2 separate regions of the Homo sapiens genome follow, and region 2 is linked to region 1. Evidence: chromatin contacts called from ENCODE Hi-C or POLR2A ChIA-PET data. All regions are on one chromosome and are shown on one strand. Each heading gives the region's core, a stretch centred on a gene start or an enhancer-like site at or near the end of the contact. The rest is flanking DNA. Distances are from core to core; before and after follow the strand shown. Region 1 holds the start of PMVK (phosphomevalonate kinase). Region 2 holds the start of ADAM15-EFNA4 (ADAM15-EFNA4 readthrough).

Region 1 (7,938 bases), core at 3,054-5,553:
CTGCAGGACAGGGAGATCAGAATCCAGTTAGCCTAGAATTTCCAGGAGCTTCCATGTCCCAGAAAGGGAGTCAAGAGGCCTGTGTTGAAGTCCCATTTCTACTACTGGTATTATGTAACTTTGGTAGGTCTCAATGTCCCTGATCCTGTTTCCTCATCAGAAAATGGGGATAACACTTTCTGTTCTGTCTCCCACACAGGATTATTATGAAACTCTAAAGAATATAAAAGAGCCCTGAAACTAACAGGTAAAACCTATAAAGTGCTAATTACAGTGTGAACAGGCGCACAATATTCTAGCTGGATTAGGTTATTGCCCAGACCCTAAACTAATTCTCTCATAGCCAGAGGTATCTGTCTCCACTGACTTGGTCACCATAACATATATCATTTATTAATTCACTGGTTGGGCATGGTGGCTCACACCTGTAATCCCAATACTTTGGGAGGCCAAGGCAGGAGGAGTGCTTGAGGCCAGGAGTTCAAGACCAGCCTGGGCAACACAATAAGACCCAGAGATACCATCTCCACCAAAAAATTTAAAAATTAGCTGAGCATGGCAGCATGTGCCTGTACTCCCAGCTACTCCAGAGGCTGAGGTGGGAGCATTCCTGAGCCCAGGAGTTCCAGGCTACAGTGAGCCATGATTGTACCACTGTATGCCAGCCTGGGAGACAGAGTGAGACCCTGTCTCATAAAAATGAAATAAGAAAAGCAAATTTAAAAAACTGAAACAAAAGCCAGGTGTGGTGGCTCACGCCTGTAATCCCAGTACTTTGGAAGGCTGAGGCAGCAGATCACCTGAGGTCAGGAGTTTGAGACCAGCCTGACCAACACGGTGAAACCCTGTCTCTACTAAAAGCATAAAATTAGCCGGACATGATGGCGCATGCCTGTAATCCCAGCTACTCGGGAGGCTGAGGCAGGAGAATCACCTGAACCCAGGAGGTGGAAGTTGCAGTGAGCCGAGATCGCCCCATTGCACTCCAGCCTGGGCAACAAGAGTGAAAATCCATCTCAAAAATGAAAATAAAAATAAAAATAACTCATTCGTTATTTAATTTACTTAACCAACCTTTTTTTTTTTTTTTTTTTTTGAGACGGAGTCTTGCTCCACCACCCAGGCTGGAGTGCAATGGCGCGATCTCGGCTCACTGCAATCTCCGCCTCCCAGGTTTGAGCGATTCTCCTGCCTCGGCCTCCCAAGTAGCTGGGATTACAGGCGCCCGCCACTACACCCGGCTAATTTTTGTATTTTTAGTACAGACGGGGTTTTGCCATGTTGGCCAGGCTGGTCTCAAACTCCTGATCTCGTGATCCGCCCGCCTCAGCCTCGCAAAGTGCTGGGATTACAGACGTGAGCCACCGCACACGGCCCTTCTTTTTTTCTCTTTTTTGAGACAGAGTCTCACTCTGTCGTCCAGGCTGGAGTACAGTGGCACCATCTCGTCTCACCACAACCTCTGCCTCCTGGCTTAACCAACCATTTATTGGGTACCATATTTGGATCTAGGTGATACAAATGTGAATGATACATGCTTCCTGTCCTAGCCTTGAGATGCTCACAATACACTTAACGCACAGGAAGATAAGTGCTGTTTTTGAGACTGAGTCTCACTCTGTAGCCCAGGCTGGAATGCAGTGGTGCAATCTCAGGTCACTGCAACCTGCACCTCCTGGGTTTAAGCTATTCTCCTGCCTCAGCCTCCCAAGTAACTGGGACTACAGGCCGGCGCCACCACGTCCCACTAATTTTTGTATTTTTAGTAGAGAAGGGTTTTACCATGTTGGTCAGGCTGGTCTCGAACTCCTGAGCTCAAGTGATCCACCCTTCTCGGCCTCTCAAAGTGCTAGGATTACAGGCGTGAGCCACTGCGCCCAACGATAAGTGTTCTTTGTTTTGTTTTGGTTTGGTTTTTTAAGAGTCAGGGTCTTGCTGTCACCCAGGCTAGAGTGCAGTGGTATGATCACAGCTCACTACAATCTTGAACTCCTGGGCTCAGGCAATCCTCGCACCTCAGCCTCCTGAGTATCTGGGATTACTGGCATGCACCACCATACCCAGCTAATTTTTTTTATCTTTTGTAGAGAGGGGGTCTCACTATGTTGCCCTGGCTGTAAGTGTTCTTATTTTCATGTTTCAGATGAGGAAGCTGAGGTTGTGAAAGGAGGATTGACTCCCCCAAAGCAACACTGCAAGTAGTGAAGCCAAGATTGGTAAAATAAATATAGCCAACATTTAGTTCCTGCACCTCTGCTAGGTGCCAATAATTATTCTAAGCCCTTCACACACATTATCTCATTTAATCCCCACAACCACCCTATTATCATCCCCATTTTACAGATGACAAAACTGAGACGCAGGCCAGGTGCGGTGGTGGTTCACGTCTGTAATCCCAGCACTCTGGGAGGCCGAGGCAGGCAGATCACCTGAGGTCAGGAGTTCCAGACCAGCCTGGCCAACATGGTGAAACCTGTCTCTACTAAAAATACAAAAGTTAGCTGGGCATGGTGGCACACACCTGTAATCCCAGCTACTCGGGAGGCTGAGACAGGAAAATCGCTTGAACCCAGGAGACAGAGGTTGCGGTGAGCCGCAACCTGGGTGCGCTCCAGCCTGGGTGACAGAGCAAGACTCCGTCTCAAAAAAAAAAAAAAAAAAAAAAAAAAAACATGAGGCACAGAGTGAATGACAGATGTGTACAAGATCACACACTAATCAACAGTGAGCCAGGGTTTGCATCCCAGCAGTCTAATTCCAGAGCCTGTGCTTCGGACCACTATTTGACGTCAGGGTTTGGAGGTGAGGAGAAATGCAACTTAGGAAAAGGTGGTGAGATACTTAGTGATGAAAAATTCAGGTGGTGACCTCTGCTCTGGGCTCTCCCACACCTTCATAGAACCCCCGTGGTACCCAAAAGCAGCTTCCTGGTACCCCCACCACACTGGCCTTCAAGAGGAGAGGAGCCCCACTTTCTCCCCAACCTCTGCTCTCCTAGCCCAGGTCTCAGCAAAATGCTCCTGCACAGAAGATCTTGCTTTGACAGAAAACACTGTGCAAAAGGTATTATTATTTGGGGAGGCAGCCAGATAAAACAGAAAGAAACCAGTCCTTGGCGCAAGATAAAGTTGAATTTGTTTGGGTTTTTTTTCTTTTTGTTTCAATTATATATTAATTGCTGAGATGCCCATCATGAACCACAAAGCTGAATTTGAATCCTGGATTTGCCACTTACTTTGTGACCAGCAAGGGTTTTTTGTTGTTAACTTCGTATGTTATTTTATTTTATTTTACTTCGAGACAGGGTCTCAGGCTCTGCTGCAAGGACTGGAGGACAGTAGCATGATTACAATTCACTGTAGCCCCCAGGTTCAAGCGATCCTCCCACCTCAGCCTCCTGAGTAGCTTGGACTAGAGGTGCTCGCCATCGCACTAGGCTAACTTTTCCATTTTTTTGTAGAGACTAGGGTCTTACTGTGTTGCCCAGGCTGGTCTCCACTACTGGGCTCTCAAGCCATCCTCGCACCTCTGTCTCCCAAAGTGCTGGGGTGACAGACATGACCACCACACCCGGCCTGTTTAACTTTTTAAGAGCCTCAGTTTCTTCACCTGTGAAATGGAGATGCTAATAATGGCACACAGTACCTAACAAAGAGGTGAAGAGGGTTTTTTGTTTTGTTTTTTTAAGACAGGGTCTCGCTCTGTCGCCCAGGCTGGAGTGCAGTGGCCAATCTCGCCTCACTGCAACCTCCGCCTCCCGGGCTCAAGCGATTCTTCTACCTCAGGCTCCTGAATAGCTGGGACCACAGGCACGCGTCACCACGCCCAGCTACTTTTTGGATTTTTCGTAGAGGCGGGGTCTCGCCATGTTGCCCAGGCTGGTATCCAACGCCTGGTATATAGAAAGTGCCTTCGTAGGAACCATTATTAATGCTTCTCAGAGAGACCTGCAGCTGAAGGTCTTTGGAGAGGTGGTCACCTGCTTCTTTGAGGCTCGCCTGTGTAGACTACTGTTTTATGTAATGGTGGCATTCCACCTTCCCCAGCCCAGTGCTCCTCCTGCCTTGCAAACGGACGACCCGTACTCCAAAGCTCACTCCGTGACACCCAAAAGCACTCCTCGTGTCACGTGATGCGGAGAGCTCCCCCTTCCACCTTTCCCGCCTCACGGACACCTGCTCTGCAGCGCCTCGGTCACGAAGTCCTTCCCGGATTTCCTCTTGCCGCTGAACAGCAGTACCAGCCGCGGGGCGCCTCCCAGCGGGGCCATGGGGCCGCCACGCCTCGCGATGCCTGAAGCTGACACTTCTCCCTACCCCTAAAATCGGGACACCGCGCGGAATGGACGCGGCCACTAAGCGGAGCGGCAACAAGGAACAATCGCGCCCCTCCTCGCCGTAGCTGCGAACAGGGCTGACCGCCCGCGACCGTGCCCTCAGCTCATGTCCAAACAGATATGGGGAGAAAAGGGTGAGACACGCGGAGAGAAAGGCGGTTCCTTCACAGAGCAGCCTCCCCTCGTGAAGCTCCCCCACCCGAACTCACTTAGAACAGTCCAGCCCCGCCCAGAACCTTCGCTCACAGCCTGGCCTGCTTAACTGACACCCGGGGAGGAACCGGACGCGACTACCTTCCTCCGAGGGGGGTGACGTCTGAAATTTCCTGAGGTGAACCCCATGTTCCCTTCCGCGCAGCCCTAAAACTTTAGGAAAAAAAATCTCTGGAGTGAGATCACGTTGGAGACGTTTTGGAAACTGCCCTTTTGCCTGTGCGTTATAGTACATGTGCCACAGCAAATCTGCGCGCGCCCCAGAGTGGGAATGGGTCTTCCTGGGGGCGTAAGGCAGCCCTGACGCGAGCGGCGTGTCTGGCCACGTCATGTCGGGGGAGGAGCAGAATCGCGCACACGATATTTCATTGTCAAGCAGATTTTATAACCCGAGACGTCACTAAGATGTGGCCCTTTAAGCCCGGCGAGAAACCTTTGATTGCTTTTCTAGCCGCAGCCTCCGGCCCAAAGGTTTTCGGAAGCAAACGGCGTGGGTGACATCAATAGTAAGGGAGCGTTGAATCCCTAGATGAGATTGCCTGGTTTCATCCGAAGTCTGGCTCCCAGCCAGAAGTTTGAGAGGCAGGATAAGAATAATCTGTCCTTTCCCTGCATCCCCGGTTCTGCCTCTTCCCGCAGTAGGTGACGGGTTGCCCCAGCTGAGTACGTCGAGTTGTTTTTGGCTATGACTTGCCGTCCTGCATTTTTCTGAGCATGTCAGAACAGAGCCTGCAACTCATTACTGCCTCCACTAGAGAAAAAGTGTAGTGTGGAGACTTAGGGAGAAACCATTAATTTCCTGAATGTTGAAAAGAGGCACAGGAGAGTGGTCAGATGCAAAAAGAACAGACTTAAGGAGGTGGTTTTTTGTTTTTTGGGGTTTTTTTTGTTTTTTTTCAGCAACCCAGAAAACACTGCACTCATCAACGCCCTAGAAGGCAGCACAGAGTGGATTTTCAGTCCCAGCTTGGACACTTAGCAAGTCACTCTGAGTTTACCACTGATAAGGCCCACTTCCCAGGGTTATAATAAGAAAGGAATGAAGAAAATATATGACAAGGTACAATAAAATACTTTGTAAGTTCTCAAGTATCATCCAGATGTAAGGGGTTGTTATTTATTCTTAGCACTTCGTCATTCAACACAGAATCAGATTTTCCAGCTCATCTTCAATAAACATGTATTTGGGCCTCCACGGAAAGTCCACATCTCCTGTTTTACCTGAGTCACATGGAAGGAGTCAGAACTTACTCCCGGAGTCTCTTTCCTCACCTGACCCAATGCACGCCCCTTACCTCCCTCTCTGACTCTGAGATCCAGCTCCCTGAATACCTAGTGAGCGATCAGAAAACTTCCCCCAGGCTCACGCCTGTAATCTCCGCACTTTGGGAGGCCAAGGCGGATCACCTGAGGGCAGGAGTTCGAGACCAGCCTGGCCAGCATGGTGAAACCCCATCTCTACTAAAAATACAAAAATTAGCTGGATAGCTGGACGTGGTGGCGGGCACCTGCAATCCAGCTACTCAGGAGGCTGAGGCATGAGAACACTTGAACCTGGGAGGCAGAGGTTGCAGTGAGCCAAGATTGTACCACTGCGCTCCAGCCTGGACAACAGAAAAAGACTCCGTCTCAAAAAATAAAAAAAAACTTCCCCCATACTAGGCTTCCTAGTATGCCTCAACTGAACTCCACTGTCCCTTACTGGTGTCTCAAGTGGAGGCTTTAGTCTCCCAGCCCTCATCCCTCAGCATCCGCTTTGAGTCTATGGCCTCCCTTCCTCCCCATTTTAATTTCCACACCATTACTCATCCTGCCTCTTGGAAAACTATGGTTCCTCTAAGGCTCATGCCACCTGCCTGCGCTACCCTCCTGCTTTCCTCAGTACTGGCAGCCCAGCAATCCTGGTGGTTCATTTTCATTTTCTTTTGTTTCTTTATGCAGACGGGGTCTTGCTATGTTGGCCAGGCTAGTCTGGAATTCCTGGGCTCAAGCAGTCCTCTCTGGCCTCAGCCTCCAAAAGTGCCGGGATTACCAGTGTAAGCCACTGCACCCAGCCTCATTCTCATTTTCTGAGACTCAGCCACTGGCTCCCAGTCTCCTTTTCTACAGAGTTGCTGTCATCATCCTCGGTGACATCACGGTCATGGCCAGCCCATCCAACACCCCGCTGCTCAATCCCTTGGCCCTGGCTGTTCAAAGCCTTTTCCCCCCTCTCCTCCTCAGAGGCCAGCTCCTATGGACACACCCTGGGCTTTGTCATCACCAGAAGCTGCTCAACCTGCAAACTCACATGCTCATCCACCCAACCCTCCAAGGTCACTTGCTCAAATACTCCCCAAAGTAGCACTTCCCTCCCAAGTCCACTAGCTGGTGGAACTGGTTACATTATATAACATGCTCTGCCTGCCTTCCACAACCCAGGGGAAAAAAGTTAAATGTGGCCCGGTGCAGTGGCTCATGCCTGTAATCCCAGCACTTTGGAAGGCCGAGGCGGGCAGATCACGAGGTCAGGAGATCGAGACCATCCTGGGTAACACGGTGAAACCCCATTTCTACTAAAAATACAAAAAAAAAAAAACAAAACAGCCAAGCGTGGTGGCAGGCACCTGTAGTCCCAGCTACACTCGGGAGGCTGAGGCAGGAGAATGGCGTGAACCCAGGAGGTGGAGCTTGCAGTGAGCGGAGATCAGAGATCACGCCACTGCACTCCAGCCTGAACAACAGAGCGAGACTCCATCTCAAAAAAAAAAAAAAAAAAGAAAGAAAAGTTAATGATCCACCTAGATGACAGCCATGGCTTGTTTCTTTTCTTTTTTTGAGACAGGGTCTCACTCTGTGCCCAGGCTGGAAGTGCAGTGGCGGATCATAAGCTCACTGCAGCCTTGATGTCCTGGGCTCAAGCAATCCTTCCACCTTCAGCCTGCTGAGTAGCTGGGACTACAGGTGTGTGCCACCATGCTGAGTTAAACTTTTTTTTTTTTTTTTAATTTTTAGTAGAGATAAGGTCTTGCTATGTTTCCCAGGCTGGTCTCGAACTCCTGGCCTCAAGCCAACCTCCCATCTCAGCCTCCCAAAGTGCTGGAATTACAGGCATGAGCCACAGCGCCCAGCCAGCCTGTTCCTTTGCTGGCCTCATGCCACTATTTCTGGACTAGTCCTGTCATTCCAGATGAGCAAGCATTGATGGCCAGCCTGTTTGACCCATGGGCAATGGACCTTCCAAAGGGAGCTATCTAGCACTTTCCTCTCCACAGCATGTGGCTTCAGGTGTCTGCCTATCCTGCTCTAGCCAGATGACCTGTCCCTTTGATTTTGAACAGAGTCTCAGTGATGACCTCAATGGATGACCCTCCCCTCTGCTGAATGCCTCCCCTGGGGCTGAGCGAAGG
Region 2 (7,938 bases), core at 2,136-4,635, 110 kb after region 1:
TTTGCCCCTCCCCAGACCTCTCCACCCCTACACACCTGCACACACACACACACACCACCCAGCTCCCTACCAACTCCATATTTGGGGGATGCCTTTCTCTATCATTGACCCCCTTCCTGCCCCCAGCGAGAGAAGAAGCGGATCCTGTTCCTCTACAATGACCTATTGAAGAAAAGAGCAGCCTTCACCAAACTCAGGAGGGCCGCTATCCTGAGGCGGGAGCGACAGCAGAAGGCTCCGGTAAGTCCAGGCGTAAGTGCTGCTGCCAGCTCCTGGCTGGGTCTAAGTACAGCAGGCAAGGGGCAGCTCCCTTCAGTCCACCCAGCACCCACCAATGGTCGCAGGCCTACTCGAGCCTGGTAAGTTCTTTTTATTTTTTGAGATGGAATCTCACTGTGTCGCCCAGGCTGGAGTGCAGTGGCACGATCTCGGCTCACTGCAACCTCTGCCTCCCAGGTTCAAGCGATTATCCTATCTCAGCCCCCCACTCCACAAGTAGCCAGGATTACAGGCACACGCCATCACGCCCAGCTATTTTTTTGTATTTTTAGTAGAGACAGGGTTTCACCATGTTGGCCAGGCTGGTCTCAAACTCCTGACCTCAGGTGATCTGCCCACCTCAGCCTTCCAAAGTCCTAGGATTACAGGCGTGAGCCACCAAGCCCAGCCAAGCCCGGTGTAATCTGATGCAACACATGCTGAGGGCCCCAGCCATCCAGCTCCTAAGGTCAGGGCTGTGCCCGTTTCTGAATCCCAGGATTCAGCCCAGCCTAAGACACTCAGTGGACCATTAGGAAGCAGGCAGAAAAGGAGAATGAGATTTAATACAGTCTGCTCATAGAAAAGCAAGAGGGCCGCACAGAAACAGGAGGCCCAAGGCAAAACCAAAGTTTCTACCAGAGGGCTGCAGACCAGAAGCTCAGTGCAGTTCAAGGGACAGGAGGAGGCAGGTGGGCTGGGAGTCAGGAAGGCCTCATGCAGGGGCACATGGTAAGGCACATGGAATCTGAGGAAGCAGACTCCAGTCCATACTCCCTCATTAAGTTGTGTCACCTTGGCCAAGGTCTTCACTGAGCCTCAGTTTCTCCCTCTGAAGAATGGCAAGACTGGAGAGATCTGTAAGGCCTGCTCACTGGAGATCAGCCTAGAGTGGTGGTCAGGTGTGGGACTCCGGTGCCAGAGGGCCTAAGTGTGTATCCCGGCTCCTTCCCTCATTACTATGACAACGGTGTGACCTTGAGCACATGACTTAACTGCTGTGCCTGGGCTTTTGCCTTCCATAAAATGGGGTTAACTACTCCATCTGGTTGTTTTAAGGATTAAATGAGTTGTACTTACATGGTGCTGGCATGCAGCAAGTTCCATATGCATGCATGTTATCATTGGGTGACCCTGGGCAGTGATCACATCTCCAAGCATCAGTTTTCTCACCTGAAAAAAAGGAGATGATAATAACACTATCTGCCTTACATGACAATTGAATTGAATTTTTTTTTTTTTTTGAGACTAAGTCTCACTCTGTCGCCCAGGCTGGAGTGCAGTGGCGTGATCTTGGCTCACTGCAACCTCCACCTCCCCAGTTCAAGCGATTCTCGTGCCTCAGCTTCCCGAGTAGCTGGGATTACAGGCACACACTACCACGCCCGGCTAATTTAGAATTGAAATAATTTATGTACAGTATCTTAGTACAGGACCTGACATTATAAACAATGAGTGGCAGCCATTCTTATTTAATCAGTCCTAACAAAGTTCATAAAAGTGAGACTGTGTTTGCTTAGCTTTTTCCCTAGGGCCTGGATACCCCCAGCCCCCATGACACACAATAGGGGCCAAATGAATGTGTTGTGAAAAAATGAAAAACAAAAAACAAAAAAGAACATGCTGGGATTCCTTGACAGGGTCGTGAAGCAAACTGAATGTGAATGCACAGATGGAAATGTGCCAGACAGTCATTCCAAGCAGAATGTGCAAAGACTCAGTCCACAGGGAATGCGAAGTGCCAGGGCTAGTCTCAGGAGAAACTGGCTCAGAAGAGACAGCTCTCAGGGAGGGCTAAAGTAGGAAAGAGGCTAGAAAGGGACCAGGTGAGGGAAGGCTCTGAAGGCCAAGCCCAAGAGTTCTGCCTGTCTGGCAGGCAGCAGGGCCTCTGGAGTTTCTTGGGCAAAGAGTGGCTGCTTCCTGGGTAAGGTGGCCTGTGGAAAATCCCTGACAACTGTGTAGAGACATGTCGTGAGGGATGGCAGGGAGCATAGTGAACTAGGTTTGTGGTTTGGAATCAGGGCCCCTGGGGTCCAGCCAAGTTGGATTGTTTACTATCTGTGTGACTTTGAGAGTCACTTCACCTTTCTCAACTGTAAAGTGGGGATAGCAACAGTGATAGTCGATCTGGCCTGCTCACTTCTCAGCCTCACTGTGAGAACCAAATAAGATGATTTACAGGAAAGTGCAAATGAGAGTTGTGGCTGATATCCGCTTGGAGAGAGCCTGGAGGGTGCATCCTCCCATTCTCCATCACAGAGTTGGGGAGGGAGGCACCCTCGCCCTCCAGGGGTTTCCTTTGTCCAACCCAGCCTCCTCCAACACGCGGGAATTGTCAGGCCTGGCGACTTCAGACAGGAAACGCTGTCCAGTTCCCCTTCTTTCCCGCCTCGCTCCCGGGCTGGCGCTAACGCCCACCTCCCAACAGCGCCACCCGCTGGCGGATATCCTGCACCGCGGCTGCCCGCTCCTGCGCCGCTGGCTGTGCCGGCGCTGCGTGGTGTGCCAGGCACCCGAGACGCCCGAGTCCTACGTGTGCCGGACGCTGGACTGCGAGGCCGTGTACTGCTGGTCGTGCTGGGACGACATGCGGCAGCGGTGCCCGGTCTGCACGCCCCGCGAAGAGCTCTCTTCCTCCGCCTTTAGTGACAGCAACGACGACACTGCCTACGCGGGGTGAAGAGGCGTCCTGCTCGCTCTTCCGCACCGTCCTTCCCGGTTAATAAAATGCCCTGTACGCTTCACGTGGGTCGGGGACTGGGGTGAGCCGCGCACTGCCTCGCCTGCAGTCGGGAAAGCCTGCCCGCCCGACCTCTCCGAGCCAGGCCGCGCACAGGAGGCAGGGAGGCCGCGAAGCTACTAGGGAGGGGTCCGGACCTGGCGCCGGGTGAAGGCGCGCCGCCCAAGCCGGTCGGACCGGGCACCGGCTCCCACTCCGCACAGTTGCGGGGAAGCGGTAGCGCTGAGCAGCGCGGGCGTAGTGGGCGGTGTCCCCGCTCCCGAGGCACCCGGCGCGCAGCGGGGCGGGCTTTGCCGGGGGCGGAGCTTGGCTTGGGGCCGGGTGGGAGGGGGCGGGCCGGGGCGGGGCCTGGTGGCCGCGCGGCGCTGCTGGGTTCTCCGAGGCGACCTGGCCGCCGGCCGCTCCTCCGCGCGCTGTTCCGCACTTGCTGCCCTCGCCCGGCCCGGAGCGCCGCTGCCATGCGGCTGGCGCTGCTCTGGGCCCTGGGGCTCCTGGGCGCGGGCAGCCCTCTGCCTTCCTGGCCGCTCCCAAATATAGGTGAGTCCTCCGCCTGGAGTGGGTCGGGGGGCGGACTGGGAGGGAGGTGCAGGAAAGTCGGAAGGCATTAGGGTAATGGGGCCGGACGGAGACCCTGGGAGAGCCCAGCCAGAGCGCGGCCCGCCCTGGTCCGCTGTCCTGGGCCTAGGGCCCGGTGACTTGGCGATGGGGTGAAAAGAGAAGGAGGGGGGATGCCGGCGCCCCCTGCCTCCTGCCTGGTCATCCTCTGCGCGGTCCCTGCGGACACTTTCAGGCTCAGGTACCAGGTACCGAGGGGCCTGTCCAGCGCCACTTCAAGATCGTGATGAGAGGGTCGCTGCTCCCCAGGACTGGCATCTTCGCTGCTCTGGGGCCTAGCTAACCGTTCGACCCGGTGCCAGGGCGCTGAGCGGGCATGGCTTGTAGGGTTTAGTGAAGAGGATTCTCTCTAGCCTCTATTCCAGGCCTGGGGCCGCCAGGCACTCCTCACCCTGGTGCTGTTGCCACCAGTGCCTGGCCGAGCGGGAGGGGCCCGAGATGAGCCAGGAGAAGGGAGAATTGGCCAGGAAAGAGGCTGGGACACCAACTCCTCCTTGGAACTTTCACTTCCCGCTGCTGTCTTGGGCCGGGACCGAGAGGGCAGGCGCGGGTGGAGTGTCCGGAGGAGAGAGGGCCATTGTGTGTTGGGGGGGTGGGGGGTGCTCGAGGAGGAAGCAGAGGCTGTAGGCAGCGGGTGTGCCTGACTGGGCATGAGGGTGTTTAGGGAGGTGGGGGTGTTTGCACTGCTCACCCAGAAATGGGCGTTCCTGGCATCTCCGATGTGAGCGAAGGGGAGGGTGAGCGGGCACCCGGCCACAAGGCTTAGCTCAGTCTCGAGAGGGGGCGTTCCTGAAGTGGGGGGAGAGTGATTGGGAGGGAGTGGGAACCGGGGAGGGTCCTGTGAGAACCTGGGATTGGCCGGAAGGGGACAAGGAGGGCCACAGGCTGCGCAAGCCGAAAGTCTTTCTTGGGGACTTGTGAATGGGTTGGTGGGTGGAAAGCCATAAATTAGAGAGACACCCTCTCCTTCCAGTATTCTTCTTTAAGTCTCAGCATGCAATGTGGAAGCCCCTCAGGTACCTAAGGGTCTTGATGGGCTGGGAGCTGGTGGATCTGAGGGCACCTGTCACCCCCAGCCCTGCTGTCGATTCCCTCAGTACTGTCTTGGGGTGTCCTGGGACCTGCAGGTGGCACTGAGGAGCAGCAGGCAGAGTCAGAGAAGGCCCCGAGGGAGCCCTTGGAGCCCCAGGTCCTTCAGGACGATCTCCCAATTAGCCTCAAAAAGGTGCTTCAGGTGAGCTCTCACTCCCCTCTAATAAATAAACGAATCCACACACGCCCCGGTATAGCCAGGTGTCTCAAAGCCAAAGCTTGGCTGAGGAGCTGGTGGGTAGAGCTCACTGTAGTGGGTCTATCCCAGGCCCAGCTGCCTCTCCCACCACACCCCAGCACCTGGCTTCACTTATCTCCCTCTCCCTCTGCACACACGTGTATCTGTCTGCCTCAGCCCCACCCAACCCATCCATCTCCACTGGGGAAATTGTGAAGCCAAACTTGCTTTCTTCATCTCATGTTGTCGGTTTTCTCAGTGGGGGGATTTGGAAAGAGTCAGGACCTTACCAAACCCCCCCCCCCCCACCCCATTCTAAAGCTGAGTCAGAGGAAGGGCTGGGGCTTGTGCTGGGTCCTACACGGTGCTTCCTCTCTGGGCAGGAAGCCGAGAAGGGGTGGCTCAGATACCTTCCTTGACCTCCGCACACAACCCCCCAGAACAATGCTCCAGGCCAGGCAGGGTTTCCTGGCCCCTCCCCTGGGATCCCCCCACCAGTGATCTAATTGCTGGTGCTCTTCTGTGGGCCTGAGGTTTTCTGGTTAGAGAGGCTGGGAGTTGTGGACAGGTCTAGGGAGGTGACCTGCCCTCTGGTGCCCACAGACCAGTCTGCCTGAGCCCCTGAGGATCAAGTTGGAGCTGGACGGTGACAGTCATATCCTGGAGCTGCTACAGAATAGGTAATAGTGATGGTGGCAATAACAGTGACCACATGGCCAACAACTTGTATAGCATTTATTATGTGCCAGGTACTAAGTGCTTGTGCTCATTTAATCCTCATAACAGCCCTATAAGGGATATACTATCATGTATTATTGTCCTCACTTTATACATGAGGAAGTCAAGGCACAGAGAGATTAAATAACTTGCCCCAGGTCACACAGCTAGTATGTGGTGAAAACCAGATTGGAATTCAAATAAACTAACAGAGTCAGTGGCCCAACCAGTATACTTTGCTGCCCCGGGGTCAGGAGTGGAAAAGTTGGCTGCGGGGGTTGCCTGGTCCCCAGCCCCACAACCACCTTCAAGCCTCTGCTTGTCAATGCACGACCTGGGAAGTGGCTTTAGCACTGCCTTCTTTTTCTTCACTCCACAGGGAGTTGGTCCCAGGCCGCCCAACCCTGGTGTGGTACCAGCCCGATGGCACTCGGGTGGTCAGTGAGGGACACACTTTGGTGAGTCAGGCCCTCTTGTGCCATTTTTGGCTTAGGGGAAAGAGGGAGGGGGTGGCTGGAAGGTGAGAGGACACTGCATATTTTTACCGTCAAGCTAGGCTCCTCAGTTCCAGTCCTGGTGTGCTCTCTGAGACAGCACTAATGTTGTTCCCATGCTGCAGGAGAACTGCTGCTACCAGGGAAGAGTGCGGGGATATGCAGGCTCCTGGGTGTCCATCTGCACCTGCTCTGGGCTCAGGTATACTGGGCGGATTTAATGACAGTAGAGAAAGTAAGGAGACCCAGGCATGGAGCTGAAATGTTCTCTGACTTTCTTTTTTCTTAGAGGCTTGGTGGTCCTGACCCCAGAGAGAAGCTATACCCTGGAGCAGGGGCCTGGGGACCTTCAGGGTCCTCCCATTATTTCGCGAATCCAAGATCTCCACCTGCCAGGCCACACCTGTGCCCTGAGCTGGCGGGAATCTGTACACACTCAGAAGCCACCAGAGCACCCCCTGGGACAGCGCCACATTCGCCGGGTGAGGATGAATGGCAGGGGGGTGGGCTTTGGTTGTCTTGAGGGCTGATCCCCAGACACTTAGAGCTATGTGTGCACAGTAACAACAGCTCCTGCGAATGGAGCACTTTCCACATGCTGGGCACTTTGTGAACATTAGCTCGTGTACTCCTCCCATACCTAGGAGGTAGGTGCTATCAATAGCTCTATTTTAAAATGACGAAACCTTACAAAAAGTATCTGGGCATGGTGGCGTGCACCCGTAGTTCCAGCCACTCAGGAGGCCGAAGTGGAAGAATCGCTTGAGCCCAGGAGGCAGAGGTTTCAGTGGGCCGAGATCGAGCCACTACACACCAGCCTGGGTGAAAGAGTGAGACCTCGTCTCAAAAAATAAAATAAAAATAAAATAAAATAAAATCTAGCTGAGACAGATTAGGTGGTTTGCCCGAGGCCCTACAACTAATAAATGGCCTATCCATTTATTAGTTGTATTTGGCTCTTCATCTGTCTTATGATCCCATTTGCAGAGAGCTCTCACTTGGTTATAGATAATACATAGTTACCAATGATGAAGCAATATAAACCCAATTTCCTAATTTGTAAAATGAAGATAATAAAACTACTTGCTGCATAGAGTTGCTGGGAAGATTAAATAAGTCCATATAGATGTAAAGTGCTTAAAACTATGCCAGACCTATGGTAAGTGACAAGAGTTGTTATTGGGATTTTTAAAAATTATTATTATTATTATTATTATTTGAGACAGAGTCTCGCTCTGTCTCCCAGGCTGGAGTGCAGTGGCATGATCTCGGCTCACTGCAAGCTCCGCCTCCCAGGTTCACGCCATTCTCTTGCCTCAGCCTCCCGAGTAGCTGGGACTACAGGCGCCCGCCACTACACCCGGCTAATGTTTTGTATTTTTTAGTACAGACAGGGTTTCACCGTGTTATCCAGGATGGTCTCGATCTCCTGACCTCATGATCCACCCGCCTTGTCCTCCCAAAGTGCTGAGATTACAGGCGTGAGCCACCGCACCCAGCTAAATTACTGTTTTTTAAAAATTTGAAAAAAACCACTGAGTTTGGAGCCAGAAAAGCAGGGGTCTACTCCAACCTTCATTATCTACTTCCTGGTCCTCCTTGGCAAGTTCCTGGGCCCTCTGGCCTTCAGTGGCTCATCTGTAAAATGGGCTCTTCACCCTCCTATTTGACCCACAGAGTAGGAGTGGCTGCCTCTTGGTCAGCCCGGCACAGCTGCTGGCTGCGAGCGGCAGGTTTGCCTGATAATTCTTCTTGTCCATAGTAGAGGCGGGATGTGGTAACAGAGACCAAGACTGTGGAGTTGGTGATTGTGGCTGATCACTCGGAGGTGAGCCTGCTGGCCC

What was found. Hi-C counts contacts between places; a loop is a spot of excess contacts on that map. ChIA-PET counts read pairs that join two places held with the same protein, here RNA polymerase II (POLR2A). Pooled maps may share reads with other maps.
Region 2: a loop to region 1 is called in a map of CD8-positive, alpha-beta T cell, with 7 times the contacts of the local background. The contact joins the promoter of ADAM15-EFNA4 here to the promoter of PMVK in region 1. A Hi-C loop is called at or near these places in 12 of 168 maps with a recorded cell type or tissue (B cell, CD4-positive, alpha-beta memory T cell, CD8-positive, alpha-beta T cell and 7 more), 26 of 37 single-sample maps with no recorded cell type and 24 of 50 pooled maps. POLR2A ChIA-PET finds 5 or more read pairs at or near these places in 20 of 52 experiments (A673, AG04450, B cell and 15 more).

The regions. Positions count from the first base shown.
Region 1 is chr1:154,932,416-154,940,353 of GRCh38, forward strand. It overlaps PMVK (phosphomevalonate kinase), which reads right to left and starts at 4,304. Exons shown (of 5, transcript NM_006556.4): 1 at 4,176-4,304. The coding sequence starts at 4,270. RefSeq lists a silencer at 3,754-3,853 and enhancers at 3,810-4,752, 4,574-4,773, 4,753-5,694.
Region 2 is chr1:155,047,931-155,055,868 of GRCh38, forward strand. It overlaps ADAM15-EFNA4 (ADAM15-EFNA4 readthrough), which reads left to right and starts at 3,386. Exons shown (of 26, transcript NR_176418.1): 1 at 3,386-3,535; 2 at 4,741-4,847; 3 at 5,487-5,563; 4 at 5,980-6,058; 5 at 6,220-6,296; 6 at 6,384-6,576; 7 at 7,860-7,922. DCST1 (DC-STAMP domain containing 1) reads left to right here. Exons shown (of 17, transcript NM_152494.4): 16 at 127-240; 17 at 2,687-3,000. The coding sequence ends at 2,938. ADAM15 (ADAM metallopeptidase domain 15) reads left to right here and starts at 3,386. Exons shown (of 23, transcript NM_207197.3): 1 at 3,386-3,535; 2 at 4,741-4,847; 3 at 5,487-5,563; 4 at 5,980-6,058; 5 at 6,220-6,296; 6 at 6,384-6,576; 7 at 7,860-7,922. The coding sequence starts at 3,457. DCST1-AS1 (DCST1 antisense RNA 1) reads right to left here. Exons shown (of 4, transcript NR_040773.1): 2 at 1,339-1,431. RefSeq lists an enhancer at 2,561-2,620 and a silencer at 3,091-3,550.